2 separate regions of the Mus musculus genome follow, and region 2 is linked to region 1. A link is a loop called in an ENCODE intact Hi-C map of the cell type or tissue named here. Cell type or tissue: gastrocnemius. All regions are shown on one strand.

Evidence for each region. A loop is a pair of places that touch in the nucleus more often than their neighbours do. Peaks named below come from ENCODE experiments on the same cell type or tissue, not always from the same donor. Only the 100,000 strongest peaks of a DNase experiment are listed, where the experiment ranks them.
Region 2: a loop joins it to region 1, with 3 times the contacts of the local background. A loop is called at or near these places in 1 of 42 quality-filtered maps.

Annotation. Positions count from the first base shown.
Region 1 is chr16:32,810,117-32,815,116 of GRCm38, forward strand. Smbd1 (somatomedin B domain containing 1) reads right to left here and starts at 330. Exons shown (of 4, transcript NM_001256309.1): 1 at 258-330. The coding sequence starts at 318. In gastrocnemius, a CTCF peak has its summit at 3,009 (motif pointing right); DNase peaks (open chromatin) are centred at 3,035 and 4,654; H3K4me3 peaks cover 1,246 bases; H3K27ac peaks cover 3,743 bases.
Region 2 is chr16:32,945,142-32,950,141 of GRCm38, forward strand. The region is part of intron 1 of Lrch3 (leucine-rich repeats and calponin homology (CH) domain containing 3); the gene reads left to right. Among named protein-coding and RNA genes, the nearest start is that of Lrch3, 34 kb to the left of the region's middle. In gastrocnemius, no CTCF peak of the experiment used is centred here; no DNase peak of the experiment used is centred here; H3K27ac peaks cover 2,937 bases.

The DNA of each region.
Region 1 (5,000 bases):
CACAGCCTTCCCAAGCAGGCTCCAAGCTTGCTGCAGAGACAGCTGTGTGGACACACCCAGAAGCCACACCAAGCACATTTAGGATACAAGTGATGTCTGAGTAAGTGGGTTACCTGATCAGATCAGTGAGTGGGTTCTAGCCATCAGAAGGTGGCGTATCTGACCAGAAATAAATAATATTGATTGACTAAATGAAATGAGAACAAACACAGGGTCTCTTTGACCTCTCAAATAGGGGTCAGCTCAGTTCTCCTCACCTGCCTTCTGGTTTGGAATCACAGGGCCCAGCCACAGCAGGAGGAGAAAGGCAAACCACATGGCTTCAGGCTCAATAGATGCAGAAGTGCTTCAGGGATCAAGGTCCAGCTCCAATAGCTACTCACTGGAGAGCACTTGTCCAGTGTCTCCACACAGAGGAGGAGCCAGGTGACACCTGGTGATTGGCAAGGGGGTGGCACCGTGGCTGTGTGGCACAGGTGTTTCAGCTGCTGGGATTGACTTAGCCAAACAGAGGTAATTTTTATATCTTTTTATACCCACGCTCTGGGAAGAATCTGAAATGCCAAAGTGGCAGAGGGCCTCCGTGCGTATCTGACCTTCCCATTTTATAGACAAGGACACTGAGGCCTGGGAAGACAAAGGATACTTTGGACTCACACAGTTTAATATGGAGAGCTGAGGTGACAGCGCTGGTCCCCCAGCTCCCTGTCCAGTGCTGTCCCAATCAAAATGAGAGATATAGTAAGAGTGGTCCCATCAGCTACAGCAATGAGCGGGGCACCTCAGTTCCCTTGCAGAGACCCTGCGCCTGGCAGAACTGTTACAGTTCTGACATAAAGCTGAAGGTTGAGGCAAAGTCATCTCAAGGTTAAGGGATAAAGAAATTTTCCCTTAGCTCCTATTTAAAAATGCAAAGAATCGACTCTGTTGGGCATTCAGAAATGACTATGATTTGAAATTGGTTACGTCTTTGGCCCAAACAGGTTCTAATCAATCCCTGAATGCATCAGAGGCTCTGCTTTTGAAGGGATGGTGGGTGCCTAAGACAGAGAATAGCCACTCCTAACCCCACCCTGTGACCTTCCACTGGAAGCTGGTGAAAACACTCACCCTAAATCTGGGCCACACCTGGCAGCAGCCCTCGGAAAAGATCACGGACAAAGCAGGGGTTTGGGGTTTTTGGTTTGGTTTGGTTTTTTGCCTGCCTACCCTCATTCTTGCTGGCAAGTTCATCTATCCTGCTGCTGAGACATTCTTTCTCTATTAGAGCCCACTTCTTTGGGACCCCATCACAGGGTGAAGACCAGCTGAGACAGCCAGCCTCATGGATGGAACAACTGCCGGATTCTTGGCCTTTCCATCAGGCAACAGCCAATGCTGGACTAGCCAGACCAGAGCCTGTGTGCCATTTTAATAGATCCCATTTTAATATACATAAATTCTACCAGTTCTGTTTCTCTAGAGAACTCTGATATAACACCCCATTTCTCTCTGGCATTTTTACTTATGCTTTTTAAATTTATATTTTAGCTATCATAGGGGAGGGGGCACGCATACACACACGCATTTGGATGCCAAAAGACTAGTTTTGAGAATCAGCTCGCTCCTTCCATCATGGGTTCTGAGGCTCAAACTCAGGTTGTTAGGCTCACAAAGTGAGCACTTTATCCTCTGAGTGTCCTCACCTGCCCCTTCCTACCTTTATTAGATTTTTTTGTTTGTTTATGTGGCAACAACAATCACCAGGTAAAGACATGCAGATAAAGCAAATGGCGGTATGCTGAGCCTGACAGGACAGAAGGATGGAAGGAGCCTGGGCCGCAAAGGAATCACTATGTAAGCAAACCAGAGGCATCAATTGGTGTGCTTCCCCTGGGGCTCTTGAAATGTTAGGAAAACAAACTGTCTTTTGTCTGGTGTCTTGGTAGGGTTCCTGCAATGTGTAGCTGGAAGCATAATGGTATAATAATAATCTTTAAAAGTGCAGAAGCTGGGATGGAAAACTGGCTCTCAGGGAGCCAGTGGCCAAGAAGGCTATGATTTAGCGAGACCCGCTCTCTAAACTAGCTAATAAAATAGAAGAGATCTGTCTTCTCACAGCCCCAGAGGTCAAAGTCATACACCATGTGTCAGCAGGGCTCACTCCATTATTCTAGATTTGTTTTTAGAAACAAATTCCTTGGGACTTTCTACATAACCGTGACATCTGCAAACACAGATCTATCTCATTTCCTTTTCCCACCTTTTTAGAGTGGCTAGAACTTGTTTCACTGTGATGAGTTAAAGTGTTGAGAGTGGACAGCTTTCCTTTAGTCCTACTATTGGGGAGAAAGCATGCGGCTTAAGTATAATGGGAGCTGCAGGCATAATACTCATATTCCAGTGAGCTCATCGACTTCTCAGGGCCTTGGGTTGGGTTACATGAAGAGACACTTTTTTTCCTTTTAAAGACGAGGTTTCTCTGTGTATGTAGCCCTGGCTGTCCTAGAACTCACTCTGTAGACCAGGCTAGCTTTGAACTCACAGAGATCTGGCTGCCTCTGGTGTCTTGCCTCCACTAGTTCTGGGATTAAAGGTGTGCACCACCACTGCCTGGCTAGAAGGGAAATTTTTTTAAAGATTTATTTTATTTTATGTATATAAGTGCACTGTAGCTGTCTTCAGACACACCAGAAGAAGGCATCAGATCCCATTACAGGTGGTTGTGAGCCACCATGTGGTTGCTGGGATTTGAACTCTGGACCTCTGAAAGAGCAGTCAGTGCTCTTAACCCCTGAGCCATCTTTCCAGCCCTAGAAGGGGATTTTTTTTTTCTTCTCTCAGAGGTCTATGGGTGTCGCCCTGATGACTTCAACGGGGAGGGGGGGGTGTTTCCATGTAGTAGAAGCAAAGACTTAGGTGTGGCTTGTCTAGATGATTTGACTATCTCTTCACCCATCTTGCGGGGATGCCTCCCTTGAGAGCCCAAGGGGAGGAAGAGAGAGAAAACAAGTTGGGTATAACATCTGCAATACCAGCAGATGGCGCCACCAGCACAGGACAGTGTCCTTCCTCTCTAAGAGAAACTGCTTGCTGCATCGCTACTTCAAATATTTCTCAGGCATCCAGAAGGGCCACACTGCGAAGAGTCCACTCGGGTTACCCCTCCAGATGGCACAGGGACCCTCGGGCCTACGTATTTCTAAGGAAGTGGGAATAGGAAGGAAGTAGTATTTGGCTTAATTGAGGGTAGCAGATGTTCAGAAGTTGGCAGAACGTGCAGTCATTGTTTTGGAGGTGTTTGGCCATTAAAGAGGAAATAACTTGGAGGAAAGTAAACTTAAGAGATAAATATTTTTAAAATATTTATTTATTCCGACTTTTAATTAATAAATGTTTGGTGGCTGAATGTATGTGCATCCCACATATGCAGGGCCTGTAGGGGCCGGAAGAGGGCGATAGATTCCCCGAACTGGAGTTAGAGTAATTTTGAGCTGCCACGTGTGTGTTGGGAACTGACCTCAGGTCCTCTTCAAGAACAGTGAACGCTCTTAACTGTGGAACCATCTCTCTAGCCCCAGTCTGGATTTTTAAAATGGAAAAAAAAAACGTGTCAACACTTTATTATTAGTGCCTCTACTCTCGGTGAGAAGTTAAACACACAAGAAATGGCCACAAGAGATGAAGCCAAATTCTCCCAGGAGAGCACTTCATTTTCTGTGCACATTGGTCTATGGAATATTTTTGTTTGGTTTATTTGTTTGTTTATAAAATAGGGTCTGGCTATGTAGTTTGTGCTGGCCTGGAACTCAGAATCTAGTCTCAGCCTCTGGGGTGCTGGGATTACAAATTGCACCACCACACCCAGCTGGCTGGGTGGGGTCGCCTTCCAGTCTATTTGGCTTTTTAGCACAATCCACAGAGGCTTCTGCATCCTAGCCCCTGCAATTTAGCGACAAGGTAGAAGAATAGAGATGTGGCCTGGCACAGAGGAGCTCTGGCAGAGTGAGGAGGGCATCTGTTCTGGATGCCACCATTTCTTTGTGATGTGGGGTAAATGAAAGGATCCGTGGAGTGGCAGTTAGGAAAGGTTTGGGGTGGTCCCTGTTAAGAATGGAAAAGTGGGGGACTGGAGAGACAGCTCAGCATTTAAAATTGCATTTGGCTCCTGTTTGGTCCCAGTGCCCACAATGGTACTCAAACTACTAGTAACTGTAGCTTTAAAGGATGCTATGCCTCTGCCACTGGCACACACGCGTGCATATTGCTTCCCACCCCTCACAGAGTGCACACATACTTTAAAATAATAAAAAGGAATCTTTTTAAAAGAACAGAAAAGTGAACCTTCTAGAGACAGTAGACAGTAGCTTTGGCCTGAAACCTAATGTGAGAGACCATGATTTAAAAAGAGATTATTCCACATCTGTGAGCGTCCTTCCGCAGCACGGAAAGTGAAATTGGGAAGTTCCAGAAGATGTCACCAGGGATAGCGTAGACATGGGGAAGTGGGATGGAATGGCAGGAACTGACTGGGCGGTGTGCAAGGAGCTGGACTTCAGGTCACAGGGATTGAGGTGAAAGATCTTTTCAGAGTGGCCACCTTCACCGCCTTGAACGCTGGGTGTGGCTGGGCGCCCCTTGGCAGCGGCAGGTGAAGGAGGCTCGCGCATGCGTGGAAATCACTGCAGCGAGGGAACAGTACCAGCTCCCTGATCTTACAGCACTGAGGACTTCCAGAGAGACAGAGCTTTATCAAACGAGCCGGGACCCCCATACGGTGGAAGCAGAGAACCAACTCCTGCAAGTTGTCCTCTGAGCTTCACATATGCACAGTGGCACAGCCCTCCCCCCTCCCCCCCCCAATGAAAAAGATAATTAAAAAATGTAAAACCAAGCTGGCGGGTGGAAGTGAGAGGCTTGCGTTTCATTTCGTTTTGTTTTAACGACCAGCTGACCCTTTGCAACAAGGGACACGTTTCCATTGCCTCGGAAAGTGGAGGTTCTAGAGTGTGGGCTCTTTA
Region 2 (5,000 bases), 140 kb after region 1:
TAATGGCATAATAAAAGTCAAAATTGAAACTTCCTATCTCGGGTTTCCTTCTACTCTCGGGAGTTCTTTCTCACATTTTCTTAATGAATCTATCTTTGCCAAAAAAAAAAAAAAAAGGAAAATTCCATATTAATCTGATAAAATATAAAATCATATGATCATGATTATCTCAACAGAGGAATAAAAATTATTAATACATTTAACACCTATTACCAATAAAAGTCTTAGCAAATTTAGAAAGTTTTCTTAATTTCATACAGAGTCAACAAAGAAAACAGTTGAAATTAGTAACAAAAAGGATATTATTTCTTTTATTCAGCATTATACTTGATGTTCTAACAAACAGGGTGAGGAAGTTGCGTAAATACACAAGAAGCACAGAGGAAGAAACAAAGGCTCCATTATTCATAGCGCCATGGAAACAGTCTAAAGGGATCAGCAGACGAGTTTTGAACTAAAAGTTTACTAGGGCTTTCAGATACGAGATCAACATAGGACAATTATTTTACTTCTCTGTGTAACAAGTGGTTAGAAATATGTCACTCATGAAATAGTAGAATCTGGGAATATATCTCTTTTGTAAAATCTCTAAGACAAATTATGAGACTTTTGTTAAAGCGTGTCTTTTCTGGGGAGATAAGCTGTGCTTTTAGACCGAAAAGCTCAGTGTTGTAAGGATGTTCTGTCTTTCCACATTGTTGGAATTGATGTGATTTGGAAAAGCTCTCAAAAAGTGTTCTTTCTTTAAGATTTAGCAAGTTCATTTTAAAACACAAAGAGAAATGCAAAGGACCTGGAAACCGAGATAGTAGGTTAAGAATACCCAGGAGCCTGGTGCAGCAAATGCATACCTTTAGCTAACTAGGGAGGCAGAGGCAGGAGGAGGAGTAGGAGGTCCTTGCCATCAGGCAGGCATGGTGCAGGAGGAGCTGAGAGTTCTGCATCTTGATTTGACTGCAGCCAGGGGAAACTGACCCTTCCATACTGCGTGGAGCCTCAGAGCCCACCCCTACAAATGATACACTTCCTCTAACAAGACCATACCTCCCAACATTACCAGTCCTTATGGGCCAAGTATATTCAAACCACCACACCAAATGTGGTATACATCTACAATCACAGCACTAGAGATACTAAGGCAGAATGCTGTATTCAAGGTTAGCCTTCATCAAAAAGCAAGACTAGTGCATAAATAAAAATTCAGTTTTGTAAGCTGTCTCCAACTTCACTTTGTTACCCAAACAAAGATTACTGCATCAAACTTAATATTGAAGCAATCATTTTGTTTTATTTACTTGTGTAAATGGGTGTTGTGTCTGCATGTATGTTTGTGTATCATGTGAGTGCATGTTGCTCTCAAAGACAAGATGAGGGAGTCAGATCCCCCGGGACTGGAGTTATAGATGGTTATGAGCCACCATGTGGGTACTGGGAATCAAACCCAAGTCTTCTGGAAAAATAGCCAGTGCTCTTAACTGCTGAGACATGTCTCCAGCCCCATATTGAAGCATTTTATAATTGACATTAATAATTCCTTTTATTCTTCCAGCTTTTAAAATTGAATTAAATTGTAGCTGATAAAGTAATTATTGTACTTTGTACTAAAGACATTCACAATATGTATGTGAAGTGTTTATCCTTAAATATATCAAATTATTTATAATTTTATGTTGTAATTCTTTGGGAAGAAGAGGGTCTATATTCCCTCGCCTCGAGATCATTTTTATGTGAAACTTGCCTTTGCACAATTGCATTTTACATTCACAAGACAATATGTGCATTTAGGAGGTGCGTTGGCAAGATGGTGGTCTCTTTCTTAAATTACAGCCACTTGGTAGGCAAGCAGGAGACTTCCTTGGTGAGCATAGGATTCCCTGATGTAGTGGCCCTGAGAAGTGAGAGTCAGAGGCTTTTGCATGATGATCTCGACCTTTGAGCTCACAGAAGGAAATCTCTTTTTTTTTTTTTTTTTTTTTTTTTTTGGTTTTTCGAGACAGGGTTTCTCTGCATAGCCCTGGCTGTCCTGGAGCTCATCTTAATGGCAGCATTGCTTCTACTATTCCGTGTGAATATCACTCAGTGCACCCTTTCGGAGTGACTTGAGCTTTGAGGATGAGGAAACCCATCAACTGAGAAAGAAAAACCACACCGGGTGTGGTGTGGTAGCCACGCCTTTAATCCCAGCACTTGGGAGGCAGAGGCAGGCGGATTTCTGAGTTCGAGGCCAGCCTGGTCTACAAAGTGAGTTCCAGGACAGCCAGGACTATACAGAGAGACCCTGTCTCAAAAAACAAACAAACAAACAAACAAAAACAAACAAACAAACAAAAAACAAGAAAAATCGCTTGCTAAACTCAGAACATGGGACAAGAATGTGAATGAGGAGACTGGAGTAAGCTAGCTGTAGAAGTAGAGCCAATGACTGGGACAGACAAACAAGTCAGTCTCAGGAAACAGAGTAGCATGCTTCTAATTATAGCATAAAAGAATTTTGAAATGAGAGGAAGTATGATCATTTATACAGAGGATTTTTATAGAAATACTCATAGTTGTGACTTAGATTTTATAGAAGAGTCTGTTGAACAGAGAAATATGCAAAGAAAGCAAGTGGAGGCGCCACTCATGAGGGTACAATGCAGGGGACCTTTCCAGTTTGGAACAAGGATTGAAATTGCTGGAGGGCAGTAAGATGGTCTAGTGAGCAGGGGCACGAGGTGCCAAGCCTCACACCCCGAGTTCGCTTCCCAGAGCCTATGAGGCCAGAGAGAGCCAGCTCCAGCCAGTCGTCCTCTGAGCTTCACACCTATGCTCGGCATGTACGCCTTCTTTCCCTTCCTCACTCCCTCTCTCCCTCCTCCTCTCCCTCCCTTTCCCTCCTCCCCTCTTCTCTCTTTCTATCCCCCCCCCCCCCCAGTGTCTCCCTCCCTCTCTGTCATACGCTTGGGTAAGAAAGTAGTAAAGTAACATGTAGGGATTATTGAGAAAGCAGTGCGCCCACCCCTGCCCAAATGGCAGCTTCCGACCCTTGCAGCTACGCAGGCTAGGCAGGCATGCATGGGTGGGTTCTCCACGTCCTCCATCCACTGCTCTTCAGTCCCCAGCTTCCGACCCTTGCAGCTACGCAGGCTATGCAGGCATGCATGGGTGGGTTCTCCACGTCCTCCACCCACTGCTCTTCCTAGTCAGGGCTTCTCACCAGGATTCCCACCACAGACTCTTGAGTGTTGTCCTTTTCCCCAGAGAACAGAAGAGAGAAAAATGGTGTGAGGCACACAGATCTGAGGTGTGTTTGGCTGACTAGATGGATATGGGAGGGTGGCTCTCTGCATTCCTGAGTGGACAGGTGAGCTAGAAGCTAGAGCAAATGCAGCCTTAGGTTTGTTTGTTTGTTTGTTTGTTTTCTTTAGTAAGAGACACAATTTCTGATTGCCTTTGTTCATTTCCCTCCTCTCTCTTTCCGTGTGTGTGTGTGTGTGTGTGTGTGGGTGTGGGTGTGGGTGTGTTATAATTAGTTGAGGGGCAGGCAGGCAGGGAGAGTGGGCCGGGGTATCAGAATCAGAGCGAGCAGGCATATGGATGCCATGGCACACGTGGGTACATTTCAGTTCTTTCCCTCCTCTATGGCATCAGGGAGCGAACTCAGGCTGTTGAGTATGTGAGCAAGCCATCTCAGCTGGCTCCTTCACTCCTGTTTTGTTGTTGTTGTCTCGAGATAGGATCTCTGGATGTAGCCCAAGGCTAGCCTCAAACTCAAAATCTGTCTCAAGCTCCTGAGTGCTAGGATTACAGATTTGTGCCCTGATGTTCTGACCTTTTATAAAGATAGCCACTGGGATCCAGTAAGGTGCTCTGCAGGGCAGAGGCCCTGCTGCCCATCCTGGCAACCTGAATTCAGTCCCCAGGAAACCACATACACACACACACACACACACACACACACACACACACACACGTAAGCAACAACCAAATTATTCTTAAAATTGATAGTCGCTTATGTTCTATATTCATTAATTCATTGGGAGTTTTAAAATACTGATACCCTGGTTGGTTGGTTTGTTTTTGTTTTTGTTTTTACCTGTAACTAGGCTATTTTCATTTCCTCATTTACCTCTGGTTAGAATCTCTAGGTTACTCAGTGATATCTTCACAGAGAAAAAGCAAAGTAAATGGTTGATTCTTTTAATCAGTTCATAAGCTAATGAATTGGTTCTCTGTCTCTTTGGGGCATATATCATTTTAAAATCATGAATTAATGTGCATAATGGATTTATTAACTCTTTTGAAAATTTTTAAAAAAAATTAAAGTGGGAGGTGATCTTGCACTCTGTTTTGAAAAACAAAAAAATAAGTTTGGTTTTGGTTTTGGTTTTTGGTTTTTTTTTAGTGTGTGTGTGCATGTGCACACACCAGCCTACAGAGACCAGAAGAGAGCATCATATCCCCTAGAGCTAGAGTTACAGGCAGTTTTGATCTGCCCACTGTGGGTTCTAGGAACCAAACTCTGGTGGTCCTTTAGAAAAGCAGCAAGAATTCTTAACTAGTGAGCCATTTCTCTAGCCCCTTAACTACTATTTTTATTGAGGCTCACATTGTGTCATTGGGACCAAAAAAGGCTCCTGGGTGTGTTTTAACAAAGAACGGTAACTTTCTTTAGTAGAGAGTTGGGCATGGTTCAGTTGGTAAAAAGTTACTTGCTGGCCAGCCCTGACATCCTGATCTCTGGCTCCTTCAGTGGACGGAGAGCTGTTCTCTCACCCCTATGAACACATCATGGCCTTCTCTCTCCCCGTCCCCCCTTCTCTCTCATACATGCATAGGAAGATGGGTATCTTTGTATCTGATGACATTTGGAACTTAGTGATGCAGCTTTGATAAAATGAGTGGCCAGTGTCTTAGAATGTGTATTACTCACAAAGAATAACAATTTTATTTTTTGTATGTGTGGAAAGTGAAAAGGAAACATTTTCTAGCAGCTGTTTAAAGGTATGTGTTTAATGGGT